Linked DNA regions of Homo sapiens: region 1 is linked to region 2. The links are chromatin loops, found by intact Hi-C in ENCODE. Cell type or tissue: heart right ventricle. All regions are shown on one strand.

The links. Hi-C counts contacts between places; a loop is a spot of excess contacts. Peaks named below come from ENCODE experiments on the same cell type or tissue, not always from the same donor. Only the 100,000 strongest peaks of a DNase experiment are listed, where the experiment ranks them.
Region 1: it touches region 2 in a loop (2.9-fold over the local background); 6 of 110 quality-filtered maps call a loop at or near these places.

The regions. Positions count from the first base shown.
Region 1 is chr20:23,441,022-23,443,521 of GRCh38, forward strand. The region is part of intron 2 of CSTL1 (cystatin like 1); the gene reads left to right. Among named protein-coding and RNA genes, the nearest start is that of CSTL1, 2.6 kb to the left of the region's middle. RefSeq lists enhancers at 903-1,002, 1,405-1,984. In heart right ventricle, CTCF peaks have their summits at 982 (motif pointing right) and 1,189; a DNase peak (open chromatin) is centred at 980.
Region 2 is chr20:22,338,116-22,340,615 of GRCh38, forward strand. No RefSeq gene overlaps it. Among named protein-coding and RNA genes, the nearest start is that of LINC01427, 57 kb to the left of the region's middle. In heart right ventricle, CTCF peaks have their summits at 1,174 (motif pointing right) and 1,373; no DNase peak of the experiment used is centred here; H3K27me3 peaks cover 1,258 bases.

The DNA.
Region 1 (2,500 bases), 1.1 Mb after region 2:
GTGCCGGAGTTACAGGCGTGAGATACCACGCCCGGCCAGCTCTTTTTCCTTGGGAAGAAATGCCTTTCATTCTGATATTTGACCCTGCCGGAGTGACAGCAAGGATAATTTTGCTCCCTTTAAAGTTCTCATTTGGCAAAATACAAATATTCTCTGTAGGCCTGTAGCCCCCAATATTTTTTCAATGTGTAGGGTTGTAAAATTCAAAACTGGGTGTTCTGTGTTATACAAACTTCAAATTATACAGAGGGTTTATTCTGGAAGTGGAGAGGATGTGAGAGATAGGGTTCAGCCAGATCACCTCACCTTCTGTTTTACATATAAAATTTCTCTGAAATATATCAATTGAAGGATAATAGAAGAAAGAAAAGTTGTTAGGGAACCCCTTTTATTGGTACAACATTTCCTCAAGGTCAGATAATAAACTATACAGTCCCCTTGGTGTCCATGAGGAATTGGTTCCAGGACCCCTCAGGATGCCCACATCCATGGATTCTGAAGTCTTTTATGTAAAATGGAATAGTGTTTCCACATAACCTATGCACATCTTCCCACATATGGTAAATCATTTCTAGATTAATTATAATAAGTGGTACAGTGTAAATGCTATGTAGATAATTATTATACTGTACTGTTTAGGGAATAATTACAAGAAAAAATGTTCAGTATACAGGCAACCATACATTTTTTTTTCCTGAATATTTTGATGCACGGTTGTTTGCATCCACAGATATGGAGCTCGTAAGTACAGAGGGCTGACTGTAGAAGTTGGGGCAGCAACAATGCTACGTCCTAGTTCAATTAGCTAGATTTGGGAAAACACAACTGGCTATGGGAAAGCTCTCTCGCCAGAGAGTAAGGCAGCTGGAACAGAGAGAACCGGCAAGGCGGGAGGGCAGCGTGGGGAGGACCAGTCAGCATAGGTCAAATCCTCATCCCAATGCAGACTGTCCCACAGGCTGGCTCAGTGAGGCACTTCTACCACAAGATGGCGATGTTGCCCATTTGGTTCTTGGTTCTTCCACAATTGGTTAAGACCCCAAGGAGGCTTGCCTTGTGAAATCAATCCATCACCATTAAGTTAGCTGTTAAGGAATAATGATGAGCATTTGATGTCATTCACATTGATAAGCAGACAGAGCAGGCGTGCCTCCTGGTAGCTGGGTGATCTTGGCATGGGCCTCTGGGCACCCCCACACCCATATGACCATTGTGTCTGTCCTTACACCTCACAGAGGGGACAAGAGCAGGCGTGGAGGGCTGCCAGGTGCCTCTGGGGGCTTCACGCCCAGCTCCTCCCAACTGAGGCTCCTGGTCAAGTGACATCCAGACTCTCCAGACCTCAGTTTCTTCACCTGCAAAGTGCCTCAGAATAGGAGGGAAGCACTTAGCACAGTGCCAACATCTGGTAGCACTTATAAAAAATCTTTGCTGTTATTATGACTACTCCTGTCATTATCGAACAAATAAGTCTAATAACGAATAACACTTTGCACACTGGAATGTCAGTTACAGTGATGACGGGTGGTTTAGTTTTTTCTTACATTCTGAGCATGCTGAAAGTCAGTGTGACCGTGCCTGGGGCAGCCCTGCAAATGCCCATGCATGGATGGCCCCCACATGTTTGGGTGCGGGGAGGCTGGTACTGCCCTCAGGTCTAGGCTCCCTGCTGCCCTGTCCCAGTGTTTGCTAAGGGTGTCTTCCTCCCAGGAGCAGTGTGGGCACTCTCTGCCTCAGTCACCACCCCAGAGATGACCAAGCCCTCTCACTGGGCTTGACCAGTGACAGGGCAAGGCAACAGGGAGCTTCCCAGAGCTTCTCCTGCACCGGTGAAGATCCACTAATCCACATATCTACTCAGGAATCCAGCTCAGAACCCGACAGGGAACCGTAACCCCCAAGCTCTCTGTTAGTCTCCCTTCTGGGCGTAGGGCCTCCCTGCCCACAAGGGCTTTTCCAGGCTCCAACCCCTGCAGGCTTCATGGCCTCACACTTGATCACAAGTGAAAGAGCCATGGGGAAATCCCTGGCATGCGTTCTCCATGGCTCGTGTACCCACCATGCCTCCTTCCTTCATTTCTGTACACGCTAGGAGGAAACTGGCATTATTCTCCTCATTTCCTAGATGAGGAAACTGAGATTCAGTAAAATTTACAGAGTCTGCAGGGGGTAAAGCCAGATTTTGTGTTCTGTCACTCTCCTAACACTGAATCTGCTTCAAAGTAACACTGCAGACACTTTGCTAAAAGATGTAATAACTTATAATTATGAAAATATTTAAAATTTATTTTATGCATTCAGGGAAATGCAAGCTTCCATTTAGCCCACATAACAACTCCAGAAGCAGGCACAATTGTGGTTTGTAGTTTGTAAGTGAAAAAGCTGAGGATGCTAAGTAACTTGCTCAAGGTCACAGTCACTAAATGGAAAATGCATGCCCCAAATCAATTCGATTCCAAAACTGTTTTTAACTGTATTGCTAAGCTGCCTTCCACTAGGT
Region 2 (2,500 bases):
ACCCCATGCTCATAGCAGCATTATTCACAATAGCCAAGGTATAGTAGAAAGAGCCTAAATCCCATCTGTGATGCATGGATAAAAAGAATGTGGTATACACTTACAGTGGAGTATTATTCAACCTCCAAAAAGGAAGATAATTCTGTAATCTGTGACAACATGGATGGAGCTGGAGGACATTATGTTAAGTGAAATCAGCCAGGCACAGAAAGACAAATATCACGTGATCTCACTTATACATGGAATCCAAAATAGTGAAACTGTAAAAGTCAAGGGTGTAATGGTGGTTTCCAGGGGCTGCGGGGGGAAGCAGAGGTGTTGATCAAAGGTGGAAAGTTTCAGCCAGGCGAGAGGAGTAGGTTCTGGAGACTGTGGTGCAGGATAGTGCCAACAGCTAATGATGCAGTATTGCATTCCTAAGATTCTCTAAGAGGGTAGAGCTTATATGACGCGTTCTTATAATAATAATAATAGGGGTGAGAAGAAACTTCGAGAGGTCTAGACATTTAATTATGTATAGCTTTATACATATTAATTTTACCTCAATAAAGTGATTTTTGAAAAAGAAAAGAAAATCCTCCTTGTGGAAATTTACAGAGGATGATTCCAGAAAGATACTATATCATAGACTATCAATCATTTGGCTTATCTCTCAAGCTCTTATAAACAGTAGGAATATTAATGGACTTTATTAACCTATAGGTCAATGAATTTTAATTTATTTAATTATCTTTAAATTTTCCTTGACAGGAGGAGAAAATAAGTAGGGCTTATTGAACAATAAAGAACATTTATTTTATATCAAAGTATAGGTCCCTATGCAGCCTTTATTTTATCTTTAATATTCAGAAGTGAATCCACAATGGCTTTCCTTCTTACTTATATGGCAACCAAAACTGTATGACATGGCAAAATATCACAAAACAGAAGCTAGAAGTTGAAGCTGTAATAAAAACTACCAGAATATGTGAATAATCTGATTTTTTAAATGGAATGACAGCACCTATGGTGTGGCTTTTCTTGCTAAACAGAGACACATTTTTATCCCTACAAATGGTGTCATGTATTTTTTTTCAGTCAGTTGTGTCATATTCTGGCTTCATACTTTTTTCCATGCTCATTTAAGGCCATGGAGTTGTCTAATACCTGTTAAGATCTTGGATAGTTTTGACCACCAGGAGGCGTGTTAGACCAGCAAATTGACACTTCGTCACTAGCGTCCATCCTTGAACACTTCGGAAGATTAAAGGTTAAAGATGAACGTGAGCCTCACTGAAAGTGATTGTAGAGAGATAAAGAGAAGGATTATAATTTTCAAAAGAAACTCTGAGGGTTTTTTTGTTTTGTTTTGCTTTTCAATTCAGCTCAAACCAAATGGTTGCTTTTTTTCCGTTTTTGTAAACTTGCGTCATGTACCTGTGAATTTCGGGCAGGGGCTGAGGTGTGGGGAGCTCTGCTGAAACTTTAAAGCAGAGTCGTGATTCTCTGCCCCCCTCCATTACAAAAGGCAGGCAATAATGTAAATAGAACGTTAGACAGGCTGTGGTTTGTGCTCAGCTGCTCAGGGTTTGCAGGACTGCTGCTTCCAGGAATCTAGCTTTCTCCAGGCTCAGCCTCAATTCAAGTAAGGCTGGACTGGCAGGACTAAATAGAAACTTACCCACTTTTGTTACCTCTTTTCTGAGTCCAGCAGGGAGGCAATCTTAGATCGTAGAAATTACTGCCCTACAGAAATGCCGATGTCCAGAGAGAAAGTGGCATGTCTAGTGCTGTTAATTTCACTACTGCTTTGTGTTATCGCTTTAATAAGATAGGGACTTATCCCAGCGGGGGCTGGGAGTAATGCCATTATTAAATGATTTTCTCTTGGCTCCAAACCCACCTTTCTATATCCTGCCTTGTGATGCCAGCACTGGGACTCTGCAAACTGCAGTTGGGCTTGGCCAGATGCTCCTGGCAAGGGGACGCTAGAGTGAGGCCGCAAATCTGGAGGGAGAGGGGCCCGACCGTTCCTCCTGAGGACTTCCTCCTCCTCCCAGCATCTCTCCAGCAAGGCCGCTTCCACCCAGCAGTGGCAGTTCCTTCCCACTGTTGCAGCTGAATCATGTTTGTAGTTTTCCAAAACTCACAAAACCAGCCCTATCATGCCCTCTTAGAGACTTCAGCTTACCCTTGCATAACTCCAAGTCCAAAGCCTGTGCAAAACAGTTCAGCTGACTTGGAAGGGAGATTGGCAGTTTCTTACAAAAGTAATCATATTGTTACCCTGTGAAGCAGCAGGCAGGCTCTTTGATATTTGCCCAGATAAGTTGAAAACTTGTGTCTCTACAAAAAAACTACATGAGAATGTTTATGCCAACTTTATTCATAATTGCCAAAATTTGGATACAACCAAGATGTCCTTCAACAGCGAGTGGATAAACAGACTGTAGTACATCCAGACGATGGAATATTATTCAGTAATAAAAAGAAAAAGCTAACCAGCCACAGAAAAAGACAT